Linked DNA regions of Mus musculus: all the other regions are linked to region 1. The links are chromatin loops, found by intact Hi-C in ENCODE. Cell type or tissue: heart. All regions are shown on one strand.

What was found. Hi-C counts contacts between places; a loop is a spot of excess contacts. Peaks named below come from ENCODE experiments on the same cell type or tissue, not always from the same donor. Only the 100,000 strongest peaks of a DNase experiment are listed, where the experiment ranks them.
Region 2: a loop joins it to region 1, with 2.7 times the contacts of the local background. A loop is called at or near these places in 6 of 42 quality-filtered maps.
Region 3: it touches region 1 in a loop (2.1-fold over the local background); 10 of 42 quality-filtered maps call a loop at or near these places.

What each region holds. Positions count from the first base shown.
Region 1 is chr2:32,305,288-32,310,287 of GRCm38, reverse strand. Golga2 (golgi autoantigen, golgin subfamily a, 2) reads right to left here. Exons shown (of 26, transcript NM_001080968.2): 21 at 4,993-5,000; 22 at 4,595-4,813; 23 at 4,413-4,515; 24 at 4,205-4,311; 25 at 3,972-4,128; 26 at 2,375-3,882. The coding sequence ends at 3,668. Dnm1 (dynamin 1) reads left to right here. Exons shown (of 23, transcript NM_001301737.1): 23 at 1,224-1,817. Among named protein-coding and RNA genes, the nearest start is that of Gm23363, 10 kb to the left of the region's middle. In heart, a CTCF peak has its summit at 1,966 (motif pointing right); DNase peaks (open chromatin) are centred at 7, 1,697, 1,967 and 4,417.
Region 2 is chr2:32,392,595-32,397,594 of GRCm38, reverse strand. Ptges2 (prostaglandin E synthase 2) reads right to left here and starts at 1,705. Exons shown (of 7, transcript NM_133783.2): 1 at 1,045-1,705; 2 at 1-57. The coding sequence starts at 1,320. In heart, CTCF peaks have their summits at 1,180 and 2,435; DNase peaks (open chromatin) are centred at 1,334 and 1,874; H3K4me3 peaks cover 2,752 bases; H3K27ac peaks cover 2,546 bases.
Region 3 is chr2:32,352,426-32,357,425 of GRCm38, reverse strand. Dnm1 (dynamin 1) reads left to right here and starts at 4,097. Exons shown (of 23, transcript NM_001301737.1): 1 at 4,097-4,377. The coding sequence starts at 4,217. Gm39787 (a long non-coding RNA gene) reads right to left here and starts at 1,667. Exons shown (of 2, transcript XR_866125.1): 1 at 121-1,667. It also overlaps the pseudogene Gm52590. In heart, a CTCF peak has its summit at 1,904 (motif pointing right); DNase peaks (open chromatin) are centred at 3,331, 4,075, 4,575 and 4,985; H3K4me3 peaks cover 1,426 bases; H3K27ac peaks cover 2,036 bases; H3K27me3 peaks cover 367 bases.

The DNA.
Region 1 (5,000 bases):
ACTTCCCTTTCCAGTGAGCCTCGGGACTCAGCGCCACTACTCAAGGCCTTCTTGCTTAAACTGAGGGCTCTTGGAACAGGTTTCATGTCCAAGACGGTAGATGTGGGTGCTCCCTGGAGACACCAGACCACTGTTGACAGTGTAGGGACTAAGAACTAGGAGAGGGTGTCTTCAGCCTCTGAAGGGGCCAGAAGCGTTAGGACCCCCTCTTCATACCTACTCTGAACTATGCTGCCAAGATAAGAGCTTTCTCCTTCCAGCCTAGGAGCATGGCGACTAAATTCACCACAGGGCAAGCATGAGAATCGCGCTGGCAAAGCCAGGCTCTGACTGGTGACTTTAGACAACTTAAGAGCCTTTGCCTTTCTGCCAGCGCCTGAGGGCTCGCAGGCAAGGTGAGGATCTCATTCATCCTTGACATTGCACACCTGTAGCTAACAGCCACCTCGTCAGCCCCCGACATAGAGCCAGCCCATCAGCTCCAACATTTGACCTGTTTTCAGAGTGACCTGTGCCTTTTAGCCGAAGGCAATGCATTGTCTACTGACTGGGAAAGTCAACTTGAGTTCTGCCTGGCTGGCCACAGATCTCGGTTACCCTGTCCCAACTCTTCCCCAGCCATTGACGCTCACCCTTCTGCTTTTCCCCAGCAGGAAGGGCCCAGCCTCACCTACGAGACCTGCAGCCCCCCGACCAACGGAGGCTCCCCTCTTAGACTTATAAGTCTGTGGCCGCAGGCATCGGCTGCCTGCCTCCCAGCCTCCCCAGGGTCCCCTCAGAGGACTCCTGACTTTCTGACCACCTGAGGGGCCTCCAGCGCTCCCTCCAGCCATCCCCTTTAGCTTCAATCTCCTGGTTCAAGCACTTCTGGCCTCATGGCTGTTACATGGGACTCCCTGAGGCTTGGGGTGGCCCTGAGCCAGTGAGATGAGAGACAGTGAGCAAAAATGAGGGAGGCCCTGTGGTGCATTGCCTGGGTGGTGTGTGAGAGGCCGTGTGTGTGGCAAGAGAGGGCCACCAGCCTCTACTCAGACTACCTGCTAGTTACGGCCCAGCACCCCATCTTCCCTTTCATTCATCAACTGTGCATCTCTTCCGGGAACCCTGCCCACATCCACACCTGCCTCAGCCCCTGCCTCTGCTGGAGGTGGCTGCTCTTGCCTTACCAGCTCTCCTTCCTTTTCTCTCTTCCGTTCTCTCTCGGCTTTCTCTCCAACTGCCAGCCGATCGGGTCAGGCAAGTCCGTCCCGTCCTGAGAGCCCCAGGCCCCCCTTCGACCTCTAACCAGATCCCTCCTACTCCTCGGAGACCTCCCTTACCAAGCCTGCCTGGACAGCTGTTCTGTGACTTGACAGTGGCTCCCCCGGCCCCAAAGCGTCCTATTCATCATCTGTGACTTAGTCTGTTGTAGTGGTGAGCTGACACATCCAGATGTGATGTTGGTGAAAACTTGTGCCCCTCTGTGGTATTGCTCCTGCGACATTCTATAAATATCTATAAATATACCTATATATACATATATATACATATATATGGCTGACACAGCCTCGCCTGTAGTGTCAGAATCAACCACCATGCTGTCCTTGTGGAGTCTTGTGGTCCAACAAGGGAACGCTGTCATCCTGACAACCCCCCCTCCAGTGTACCACCTCCAGTGAGCCCCCCTGTCCTCCTGGCCTGTGAACAGCCATCCCCTTGGCCATCCCAACCCTGCAGCAAGGGGATGCTGCAGCAGCAGCAGCTGTGCAGTTCTCTGGTAGCCACCAGTCTTGCTGTCTCTTGGCTGAGAATAAAACCCATTTCTGGATCATGGGGAATTGCGTGTACCTCTGCTGGTTTGTATTCTCTGGGGCTGAGAGGACGGTGTAAACTGGGCACTGAATGGAGGGTGAGGAAAGGCCCTTGCTAGGGTGCTTGTGAGTTTAGCAGGTCCTCATCCTACGAATCCTGCTTACACCACTAGGGGGCAGTATCATGAGCTCAGCCAGGATGCTGTGAACAGCCTAAAGAACAAAACAGGTCTCTAGTGTGGACAGACTAAGGGGAAGGGTCGGAATGTAAGAGGCCTGGCCTGGAAGTCAGCGCCCTTAGTTGCTGCACCCCGAGTCCCACCTATGTATACTATATGTCAGGCTTGACTCTCTTACTCAGTAAGGAAGCTCTGTCCCTGTAGCCCCATGGTACTCCCCCTGGGGTCCCTAGGCTTCAATAGGCAGTGTATAGGTGATAGGTGTCAATCAGCCCTGCCAGGCACTTCAGACCTTGGGCTCCATACAGGCCAGAAGCCTGCTCTCTCCAGGCAGGACACATTCCCTGCTCAGTGCCAGCCTGAGGCTAACCCCAGAACCAATGACGAACACCCTAGGCCCAGCAGTATGGCTAAATCCATTTATTTCCCAAGTAAAAAGCAAAATAAAGAGGAGCTGCATCAGCAGGTGCCACAACCTTGTCTCCGCCTCCTGCCCTCTGACCTAACACTACCAATAAATAAGGTTCCCAGCCCAAAGTGATTATTAGAAGCTCTTCCCATTTGCCAGCTCCAACCTCCACTATGATACAGGGGTGTCCCTACCCCGGTATATACAAAATAGTACACAGGTACAATATGTACACCGGGGGAGGGGAAGGCCACCCTGCCCCAGCAGCCTCTGTCCTGCTTGGCGTAGTTACCCCAATTGTCATAAGGCCTGAGAGAATGGTACCCACTTTCCCTGTCCCAAAGTGCCTCAAAAAGATGGAAGCCCTCCAAAGTGGGATGCCTTCCTGAGGCAGTTAGCCCCAACTGCCTGAGGACCCATGAAGTGCTGCCCAGCCCCACTGCCCTAAAGTGCCTCTGAGAAGATGGGAGTTGATCTGGGGACCTGCTGTGCCCTGGGTTCCATCCCCAGCATCACCACACAAAGGAAAAAGGCAGGGAGTGCTGGGGGTAAATCACTTGGTAGAGTGCCTGCTTAGCACTGCCAACCACCAGGCACAGCGGTGAGGCAGGGGCTCAGCTCGGGCTACAGGAGACACTCCGTAAAGAAAATGAAGATAAAATGGGGGCGGGGAGGAAAAGGAGGATAGGGAGGACTGAGCCGGTGAAAACTTAGAAGCCCTGCTGAATGCTAGGCCAGTTTACCAGCCTGCACTGCACCTGGGCACGAGAATGCTGCCACTCTGTTCTGCCCCAGAGTCCTGAGTAAGGCCTGAGGCCCTCCTTGGTGAGAAAGCCCCCAGGCCACCCAGCACAGTCTGCTCCATCACTGAGTCTCTGGCGTTCTTTCTGTAACAGGAATTTACAAAGTAAAACTGCCCTGGCTAAGAGGCAGATCTGTACCAGTCTGTGTCCCCCATTAAGATAGGAGCCTGATCTTTTGGTTTTTTCAGACAGGGTCGCATGTAGCCCAGTGTGGCCTCAAACTCACTAGGTAGATGAGGATGGCTGATTCTTCCACCTCCACTTCCCAAGCACTCAAATTACAGGTATCAGCCTTTTCAGAGGTACTGGGGACCCAAGGCTGTGTGCACAGCAGGCAAGCACTCTACCAACTGAGCTACTTCCCCAGCCCCTGGAGGGGATGGAGTCTGACCTTATTATTATTATAAAGATAAGGGTGGCTGAGGAAGGGTGTGGGTTGGGGCAGAACCTCTGGCTGCCCTTGCTGAGGCTTTGGCCGCCAGTCTTTTATACAACCATGATCTTCACCTCGTCGTTCTCATCGGCACGGTAGAAAAAGGGGATGCAAGGGTTGCTACCCAGGCCTGGCCGCTCCCGGGGGTTCTGGATCTCACGCAGCAGCTGCATGATCTGCTGTGCAGTAGGGTTCTCATGGGGAGCAGGTACCCCTGCCTCTCCTTGTGCAGGCTCTATATCGTCAGCCAGGCTCACCTCCCTGAGGTCTTTAGAGAAAGGGGGAGGGGGTCATGGCTCTGCACGCCATGGGACTCCTCCCCTTTGTGCCTTCCCAAGAGACAACAGCTCTACTCACCATCCTGCTGGTCAGCAGCACCAAATTCCTGGGAGCCTGTGGGCACTGGGGTGAGCACGTCACCAGGGTTCTGAGAGACGGCCAGGAACTTGCCCTGCCATTCATTGCGCTCGTTCACAAGCCTCAACACCAGCTCCTGGAGCTCCAGCAGCTTCACCTGGAGAAAAAGGAGCTCAACTTGAAGGGCCCAGCCCAGATTAGGCAGGGCCTGGACTACAGAAGTGTAGGCCTACCTTCATCTCCTCCTTGTCCTGAGCCAGCCGGCTGATGTATTCTTCCTTCTCCAAATGCCGAGCCTTCAGCACCGCCCTCTGATTTTGGTAAAGGGCAATGTACTCTCCTGTGGAGACGGCAGGCAGGTGGACAAGGCTCAGACACTGTGGCTCCCCCAGTCTACCCCCCTGCACAGCCCCCACTGCCTTGGGCTGGGCTCCACCTCACCAATGGTGTCTGTCTCTCCAGAAAGCTGAATGCAGCAATGTTCAAGCTCCTCTACCCTCTCCTTGAGCTCCACTTTCTCCTGCATGACCTCCAGGAAGCGGCTCTGGAGCCAAGACAGAGGTCTCAGGGACTCAGGAGCCCTGGCTGGCCCCCACACTCCCAGCCCCCACAGACAAACTCACCTGCAGCTTCTCCATGGCTACATGTAGGGCCTGATTGCTCTCCTCAGATGCAGAGTCATCCACATTCCTGGGGACCACTGCCTCCTTTTCAAGCTTGCTTTGGACTGGGGCTGCCAAGTGAGACAAACTCCGGCAACGTGCCTTCTGCTCTTTCAGCTGCACACGTAGTCGGGCCTGTTCTTCCTCTGCTCTGGCTATAGCGGCATTAAAGAATGCCACCTGCACACAAGAGGGAGGTGTGCCTTTCAGGGAAATGCTCAGGACAAAGGGGGCAGGGCAGAGAGGGAGACTGACCACTGGCTTCCAGGCACAAAGTGGCAATCAAAAGAAGTCAGAGGGTAGGAAACCGAGGACCACAGAGGTAGAAAAGAGAAGGGGCAAGACAGAGCCCAGCTCACCATGGCCT
Region 2 (5,000 bases), 87 kb before region 1:
GAAGGGACATGTCTTGTACTGGTACAGGGTCAGCTGCAGGCTGTTCGACAGGGGCAGCTGGGGGAAGAGAAAAACAATGGGGCTTGTAACACCTGGGGTCCCAGAACTCTTGCTCCACACCCGCCTCAGGCAAACCTTTCTTCAGGAAGTCCTCTAAGGTGACCCTGAAAAGAGAGTGAGGAAAGGTGGGCAAGGGGCTCAGAGAGTGACAGACAGCCTACCTGCAAGTGCCCAACAAGTATACCGCAGGGCCAGGAGGCTCTAACACTGTGTGTGTGTGGGGGGGGGGGGGGGTCCCTGCGCCCCTTCGAGCGAGTTCATCTTTCTCCTGTCCCAAAGGGGACAGAAGACAGTCCTAGGGTGTGTCTTCCTCCAGCTTAATAGTCCTTAAGGTCTCCTCCACTCCCACCCCTTACCCCTAACTTCTCCAACTCTTTCTGAGTAACTGGCAGAGCTGACCAACTGGCCAGGCAGCACTGGCCAGAAGTGAGATCTACCTCAGATCTCCAAACGAAGAGGGAGGAGGCTGCATTTAGCTCCTCTGCAGGGAAGCCTTCAGGTGAGCTTGCTACAATTGCAGCCCCCCTCCCCTCAGTCTTCAGATGGAAATCGGTTGGGCAGAGAAGAGAGCAGTGAACCGCAGGGACTCCGCGCCAGTTCCAGTTCCTGGGTGCAGGAAAGGAGCATGGGAGGCAGGGCGGAGAAGGGCTAAAGACTGCAACTCATGAAAGGTCTACAGGGCTGCCGAGCCACGGTGGGCTGGAGCACGCCTCCAGTTCTGAGTCTGAAGTCAGGGTCACTCGTTCCATAAAGATTACTCCCGGTGCCACACACACGCCCCTAAATCACAATACAGACCATGGCATGCGATACATACAGCTCTAAGTCGTGGGCGATAGCACCACCCTCCTCGCACTCTTAAGGCCAAGACACTCGCCCAAGGTCACAAGCGGGCGAAAGAGGCCTCTCCTGACCCTGCGGCTTCTCAGCAGTTCGGGGCTAATCCCGGCTCCCCGTCAGCAGTCCGTGCCAGCCAAGTCTTACCTGCGCAGCCGAGCGCTCCGCGCGGAGGTCCTGGGAACGCTGGTGCCACCGCACGGTGTGGTACAGCCCCAGCGCGCCGCCCAGGGCCAGCGCCGCCGCCCCCAGCAACCGCGGGCTCCCCTTGCGGACCGCGGCGCCCCGGCTTCCGGCAGCCACCCTGGTGAAGCCAGCCCGGCTCTGTGCCGAGAGCGGCTGCCAGGGTCGTGTGAGCAGCCCCTCAGTCAGGGCGCACCGGCTAGAGACAAGCACCCACGAAAGGCGCGCCGCCTGGGCCATGTTCGCTCTGCCGGCGCTGCGGGCGAGCGCGCAAAACCAAAATGGCCCAACCAGGGCGGCTCTAGGATTCCTTAAAGGGACAGTACCGGGCCTGCGTGTTGCCTAGGGTAACGATGACGCCAAGTAGGACCAGAGTCCTTGAGGGATCTGAGAGCGCATGCCTGTCTGAGAGGCAGAAGCACACCCCAGGGGCTTAGGAAGTGGCTTGGCGTCGCTGTCTTCTGAGGGTACAATGATGACCTGTAACTCGTGGTCGGGCGTTTCCACATCGTGCATCTACGATGGCAGGGAGAACATTGGTCTTCCGACCCATTCACTCCCCAGAAAAGGTCCGACGCGGTCTCCAGTGGGTGGCTGCATTGTCTCAGACTCTCTCTGCCCTCCCGCAATGCTGTACTCTGCTGCTATGATGCGAACCATAAACTTTTCTCAAATCCAGCGGGGGGCCTTGGAAACCACGTGTCGCGGAAATGGCCCACGCTAAGTGGCCGGCTTGGCAGCCCGAAGACCTCTCAGGCCTGAATGGGAATGAGCGAAGGTTCCCAGGACACCCCAGGCCTTTGCGAATTTACTTGTCTTAACGGAGCGCCCGACCTCCACTGCCTAGGCTTCTCCGCGGACAGCCCTGACTTGACCCCGCCCCGAAGCCGAAAGAGGGCGGGGCCTTATAGTGGGCGTGGAATCGAGAGGGAGAGGTGGGGTTCCTTGGCGAGCGGGTATGGAGTTGTAGGGGAATGGCTGTTCCAGAGTCTGATCTGGGTACGATCCACCGCCTTCGCTTTCTCCCGGGCCTGGCAGCGCCAGAGCCCACAATACCCAGACGCATCTGGAACCTGCGCATGCAGGCCTAGGAGAGCGAAAAAGGCTAGGTGGCCCCAACGTATTTTTCTGTGAAAACCTAGCTGGGAAGAGAAAAATGGGCTTAAAAGGCACGGAGGATTCCAGCTCAAACACAGCCTTCTAAGTAGGGCAGGAGTTGTCCCGGAACAGTCCTGGGGCTAGCCAGAACGGCATCCTGGAACAAATGCCTGAAACCTGTACTAGAGAACAGTACCTACCAATCTTATTATACTGTTGGGGAAAATGAGGCTGTTGAAGCCCCCAAACTGAACAAAACTTCAGAAAGGTGGCGCTGCAGCCTGGGCTGAGAGGCCCCACTGCCTGTCACACTTCTCGGTTTCTGATAAGTTCACCTCCCCTCCTCACCTACGTCTCCTGTCTCCCTATGACTTCTGATCCTAGTGTGCTTCAACCAAGGACCCAGCAAATAAGGACGGTTTTCCCTCGTGGCCAGGGAAAACTATCCCCAATGTAACCACATTAGGATATCTGTGGCCCTCAAAATCTATAAACTGAAACTAAGGAGTGGAGTGATCATAATAATAATTGAGTCATTTAGGAAATGATTAGATCAGTTTGCAAGAATGGAATGGGTGCCGGGCGTGGTGGCACACGCCTTTAATCCCAGCACTTGGGAGGCAGAGGCAGGCAGATTTCTGAGTTCGAGGCCAGCCTGGTCTACAAAGTGAGTTCCAGGACAGCCAGAGCTATATAGAGAAACCCTGTCTCGAAAAAAAAAAAAAAAAAAAAAAAAAGAATGGAATGGGTGCCAGGCATGGTGGTGCACGCCCTTAATCCCAGCACTTGGGAGGCAGAGACAGGTGGATTTCTGAGTTCGAGGCCAGCTTGGTCTACAGAGTGAGTTCCAGAACAGCCAGGGGTAAACAGAGAAACCCTGTCTCAAAAAAAGAAGAAGAAAAAAAGAGAGAGAGAGAGAGAGAATGGAATGGGTACACTGTTACAAACCAGACTGTCTGCCCTTGTCTGTCTTCTGAAATGTAGGCGTCCTTCGGGGTGTCAACTGTGAGGAACTGGCCGTTGGTGTCTCCATCTCGAACTCTGACCCTCCAGAGCTGTAAGGAACAGCAAGCACCTTGCCTTTTCTCTCTCTCTCTTTTTTTTTAAAAGATAAGGTGTGGGAAGCCACATGTGCCGTTGCAGAGTGGCACTGACTACTGCTGGCCACCACGCATAAGTTTGGACAAACAACCAAGGTGTACATATGCAGTAAAGTTTTTTGCAAAGACACTGCCTGGCCCAGGCATGATAATGAGGCTTTGAGAGTATAACCAATCAGATGTGAGACATGCAAATGAGGTATGATAATGAGGCTCTGTGAGGTACAGAGAGAGAGAGAGAGAGTAGCCAATCAGATGAGGAACATGCAAATGAGGCGTAGTGCATAACCAATCCGGGTGTGAGACACGCCTCGCCTAGGCCTATATAAGCAGCACCAGTTCTGGGCTTGGGGTCTTTTCGCCTCTGCAATCAAGCTCTCCCAATAAACGTGTGCAGAAGGATCCTGTTGCAGCGTCGTTCTTGCTGGTCGAGTCCAGCGTGCACAAGAATAAGGCCTTACACTGTAATCCACAATGTAATCCTACCAGTCTTATTCTACTGTTGTGTTAGACTTTGCTATGTAGCCCAGGTTGGCCCTCCATCTCCTGACAATCTTCTTCCCTCAGCCTCCTGAGTGCTGGGATCACAAGTGTGAACCACTACACTTGGGTACAGAGCAGATTGCTTATTTTATTTTTGCTTGTGTACAAATGTGTATGTTTGAGGTGGTACCAGGGGAGTGGTTATATGTGAGGATGTGAGGGCTTGCACACTTAGATCAGTGGAGGTCAGGGGATGACCTTGGAGTCAGTCCTCACCTACCACCCTGTTTGAGAAGGTCTCCTCTTTGTTGCCTATGCCAGGCTGGCATGCCCGGGGGCTTCTGAGGTTTATCCTCTCTTTCCCTCCCATCTCACCACAGGAACACTGGGGCCACAGAGGTACATGGTACCACCGCTGGCTTTTATGTGGTTCTATGCATCTGAACGTGGGTCCTCATAATCACAAAGCCAGAGTTTTACCCACTGAGCCATCTCTCGACCTCCTGTACACTGCATTTCTGACTTCCGACTTCTGGGGTTTGGAAGATGTGATTCTAAGCCAAAAAATGTGGTAATCTGTTGTAATACGGTGATTTGAGAAACTCTCAGCCTTTCCCAATTGCAAAGGCTATTGGTAAGAAACAGTGTTAGAAAAGTTTGCTCTTGAGAGAAGGCTGAGTGTGGCCAGCGCCAGACCTAGGGCTGGAGGAAGAGGTGAGCCAACACCCATAAGAAGTGGGGAGGAAGTGGACTCCTCAGAACCCAGAAGTGTGGGGAGGTAGCATGGAACAGGGTCACCCAGTGGTGTCTGGTGGGATCCAGACTCTGCCTCTGACTAAGACTGAGGGTCTCAAGAAGGGTAGTCCCCATCCCCAAGGCCTGAGGGACTCTGGATCCAGAATGAAGTGTTCTCTGTCCCTCACATCCATATAGAAAGTTCTACCCTGAGCGGTGCTTTGAAAGCCATGTGGGATGGTAGTTACTCCGGCCTAAGCCCTGTCTCCAGGAACTTACTTTTCACTCCTCAACCCTGAAATGGTTTCTTGAGAAGGACTCCAGGAAGCACAGCAGCCAGGCCCCGGCCGAGGTCTCCGGGGCCATTATCAACATGGCTCTACCATGTCCCTTGAGCCACCTTCCCTGTCGATCACTCACCTCCACTGGCTCAGGTCAGCTCTATGTAAAGGTAGACACACTGGCCTCACTGCCTGTTAGATTCACCCATGCCTCCCCTCCCAG
Region 3 (5,000 bases), 47 kb before region 1:
CAGACGACCACAGTGCCCTCGCTCTGTGAGCCTGATCTGCTGGGCGTGTCCGTTTCTCCCTGTGAGTCCCTGCTGCCATAGCAAGAGCTTTGCATCTTATTTATCTCTTCACGGACTTACCTGTGTCTTGCATGAGTTTGTGCACCAAGTAGACACTGACCCCTGCATGTTGACAGAAACGCAATGAGTGACAGAGTCAAAGGGCCAGGCCCAGAGAAGAATGAATGGCTTCTTCTAGGAACTGTTAGCTGAAGGCCACTGTCCCAATCCGATGCTGTGTTTCTGTCAGGTTTTTTTTGTCCACGAGTTTGTGTGGAGGTCAAAGGACAACTTGAGGAAGTCAGCTCTTCTTTCAACTATGTGGACACCAAGGATCAAACTCAGATAGGCTGGCTTTGTGGTGAATGCCTTCGGGTGCTGAGCCATCTGCCTGGCCCTCGAGTGGTTGGATTTGTTTGTTTTGTTTGCATCTGCTGTGCACACATCACAAGAGGTTAGTTTACATGATTTTTATGTGCACTCAAAACACATATATTTAGCTAGGAAGATAGCTCACTTGGTAAAGGGTTGACCTTGTAAGGATAAAGACCAGAGTTGGAACCCCCAGGACATATTTAAAAAGCCCAGGATGGAGCCCATGCTTGTAATTTCAGTGCAGAGGAAGCAGAAAGAGCAAGACCCCAGGGCAGGTGGTCAGTTGCTGTACCTACAAGAGGAGCCCCAGGCCAATGAGGGACCCCATATCAAAAACCAAGGTAGATGGCAGCCAAGGACACCATCGACTTTCTCTTTCACCCTCTGCCCACACATCCATGCACACGTGCACACACTCACACACCAACACACGAAAATACATAGACTCTCAGTACAGACGATGCTGTCAGTAGTCACACCAGCCTCCACTGGCAGCTTGACTCTGTCACTTCTTGGCTTTGTGACCTTGGACACATTACTCGGCAGCCGCTCTGTGCCTCATTCTCCTCACCTGTCATAGCAAGCTATTAAGTTCTGAGATGGAGCCAGAGGAAGCGCCCAGGGCAGTCACTGGCTGGGAGGAACGGCTTAGGCTATGCTCCTATTAATAACTGGGCTCCGTGGTGGCCAAACGTCTGGAGCTCAGCGTAGCATCCACCCTTCCCAGGGTTCAAAGCAGAGGGCCAAAGCCACTTTGGGAGCTCTCATTTGAAGGATGTATTGGCCCTCAGAACACTCAGCATCTCTGCACTTGGACTCTCTCTGTAGAAGCCCTCTTTCAGCCTTGACAAAACTATTTCTCGAATAGGGGGTCAAAGGGTATGTCAGGTGCGTTTGCTTATCAATTGACACCTGTGTGCAATATCCTCTGCCCACAGCATCACCCTCTTCCACACCCCAACTTCAGTGTGCCCAGCAATATCTAGAGAACTTGGTCCCTGTTACACTCAAGTTGTGACACACAATGTCCTGGGTGAGGCCCGGATTTCTGACCAACTTCCCACCATGTCCCAGTGGCTCCAGGATTAAGTATCACAGGGCAGCTAGCACAATCTCATTTTGTAAAGATAAAAGGTAGGCTACAGAATGAACTCTCAGCTCTAACACTGACCCAAAGATGGGAAGATAGCCCTGAGGCTTTCAAATACTTCTGGAGAGTGTGGTTTTTTTTTTTTTGGAGACAGGGTTTCTCTGTATAGCTCTGGCTGTCCTGGAACTCACTTTGAAGACCAGGCTGGCTTTGAACTCAGAAATCCACTTGCCTCTGCCTCCCGAGTGCTGGGATTAAAGGTGTGCACCACCACGCTCAGTGAGAGTGTTCTTTCTTTCTTTCTCTCTTTCTTTCTTTCTTTCTTTCTTTCTTTCTTTCTTTCTTTCTTTCTTTCTTTTTTTTTTTTTTATTTTTTTTTTTAGATTTATTTATTTATTATATGTAAGTACACTGTAGCTGTCTTCAGACACTCCAGAAGAGGGCGCCAGATCTCATTACGGATGGTTGTGAGCCACCATGTGGTTGCTGGGATTTGAACTCCGGACCTTCGGAAGAGCAGTCGGGTGCTCTTACCCACTGAGCCATCTCACCAGCCCCCTTTCTTTCTTTTTTTAATTATATGTAAGTACACTGTAGCTGACTTCAGACACTCCAGAAGAGAGAGTCAGATCTCCTTACGGATGGTTGTGAGCCACCATGTGGTTGCTGGGATTTGAACTCATGACCTTTGGAAGAGCAGTCAGTGCTCTTAACCACTGAGCCATCTCACCAGCCCGAGAGTGTGGTTTTAACAGTAAGTTTTACCACTGTGTTTAAGGGGTGAAATCATAATACTTAGCTGGCAGGAGAGACGTCATGATCTAGAAAGTGGTTTTCCCAAGGTGTGCTGACCCTGTGAGGTCCCCAAATGTGGGGAAACTCAACTGCACTATTTGTAGCAGTGGAGCACTAGAGTCACACTTTCCCCTCAGAAGGATAAAGAAGAATAACAAAAGCTCAGTTGCAATGGTCCAGACAGACATCTTCAAACTGTATGCCCAGCCTAACTTGATGGTGCTGGTCACCTTGGCTCACATCCCTGTCCTCTCTAGGCTGGCTGAGAATAGCGGCTCTGGATGAGGGGTATTGGGGCTGGTGTTTCAGCTCCTGGATTTCTGATGTGGTTGGCATGGTTGTTAATGAGGGTCAATGCACACCAGGTCTGGGCTGGGCCTCACACAGACATTCTATTTTGTCATTGTGCCAACTCTACAGATTAGATAGCTATGACCCAGAAATGACCCAGAGGTAAGGTCTGGGTGGTTCTCCCCTAACTGGAAATCCCTTCTCACTGGGCTCATGGTCCACACACTTCTAGTCTCTGTTCCAGCATTATTATCCTGTATGAGTTAACAACACAAGCCCTGCCCCAGCCCTGCTCTCCACTCATCACCCCCGGAAAGAGTCATATTTATTGGCATATGACCCCTCCCTTTTCCACTTGACTTTGAGCCACTTGTAGGTGGCTTGTCACTGCCTTGTCTCTGGGGTCTAGCGGGAGCTAGCCTGCTCAGCAACCACACATTCAGTGGGTGAAAAAAATGGATAGTCTCTAATGCCTAGGGCACTTCCCTAGTCTCAGAACATAGAAGTGACCCGATAACCCTCTCTTTCTTGGCTTCTTTGTCAGGAGTCCTAACTAGGTCCTTCTTGATGCAAAAGTGAGTAGCCGAACCTAGATCCAACTATCTGTCTGTGTGAAAAGGACAGGCAAGTATGGCTGCAAGAACCCCTGGTTTGAATAGCACTATTTGCCACTCTGGGCCTGGCGCTCATCCTCTTGGAGCCTTAGAGTTCAAGACAAGAACTTTTGCCTCTCCTCGGCAGCACTTCCTAGGTATTGGGGCCTTTGCACTTCCTGTCCACTCCATCAGGGTGTCGGGCCCCTTCTTATCAGTTAGGTTCCCTTTCAAAGGTAATTTCTTTGGAAAACCTTTGCCCCCTTCTGGCTAATGTGACTTTCCAAGCCCTGTTGGTTTTCTCTGTTTCTTCTAGTACAAACGCTCTTCTGTGTCCCGTCTATCCCACCACCTGTAAGATCTCTGAGTGTAAAGTCCCTAGCTGTTCTGCCGAGTTTTGTGTCTGTAAACTTAGGAAGGGGTCTAGCTTATCATGGGCTCCTGGTAATTTGTTGAATCAATGGTTTTTCTTTCTTCCTCCTAGAACCAGAAACACTGAGGCCCCAGGATAGGAAGGAATATGCTGCAGATTTTTGATTAGTGTCAGAACCTAGACTAGAAAGGCTAAGTGGACTAGGGTTGACTTTGGTCAGCTGACTGCAGCAGCCTGTGGGTGCCAGATCTTCCCTCTAAGGCCTCAGTTTCTCCACTGGGAATAACTGCTGAAATGAAGTAATCATGACCACCACATACTAGCCCATTTCTAGAGTTAGCACCCCTAGCCATCACCAAAAGTATTATCTTCGGTGCAGCATCCGTATCCCAGAAACACAGGTAAGTCTCCCGAAAGCCGCAGAAGAAGAAAACGACAACACCCATGGCGCCCCGCGTTGCGTCTGCGCATAGTGACCAGTCCGCGAATCCCCGCGCGCCATCTAGCGGCGGCCTGGAGAAGCGCTCCGCTCGGATCCCCGAGGGGCGGGGGACCCGCGGCGCACGCAGTCGGGATATTCGGCTGCAGCCGCGAAGCCGGGGGCCAAGAGCCAGAGCAGGAGCGGCGGCCGGATCGCAGCCCGCCGGGCCCGCCGCAACCATGGGCAACCGCGGCATGGAAGACCTCATCCCGCTGGTTAACCGGTTACAGGACGCCTTCTCCGCCATCGGCCAGAACGCGGACCTCGACCTGCCGCAGATCGCCGTGGTAGGCGGCCAGAGCGCCGGCAAGAGCTCGGTGCTGGAGAATTTCGTGGGCAGGTAGGAGCGGCGCGGACACCCGCATCACGGTGCCCCGGGTCCCCACCCCGGGATCCGACGGTCTGGGCGCTGCTCTAGCGGACCGAGCGCCCCCGCCCCCCGCTTGAGTCCTGGGGTCCGCAGCGCCCCCGCCAGCCCGCGGATATCAGTGGAGTCCCCCCACTCACGCCCCCTCGTTCACCCCATCGTCTGTAGAGCGACCTCGGCAGAGAGCTGTCCTTGATCGCCAATACCCTCACCGAGGGGGCCCACATTACTCAGCGCCTCACTGGGAGCTGAGAGCACCCAGAGGGCAATATCCCCTTCCTGGGCTCCTTGGAACCCGCTCTGACCCCATGGGAATTCCTGGTCGTGACAGGGGACAGCCCCCTCCCCCAGTCCCTAGAAAAGGACACAGCCCCATAGGCATCGGAGACCAGGCACAACCCCCCCACCCCGCACACGCACAGGCGCGCGCGCGCGCGCGCGCACACACACACACACACACACACACACACACACACACACACACACACACACACCTCTGCGGCTCCCGCCGCCATCCGTGCGCAGAGAGGCAGAGGGGGAGGCGCGGGCTGCGGTGCGAGGAAAGGAAGGGGGGGGATGGCAGCGGGAGGAGAAGC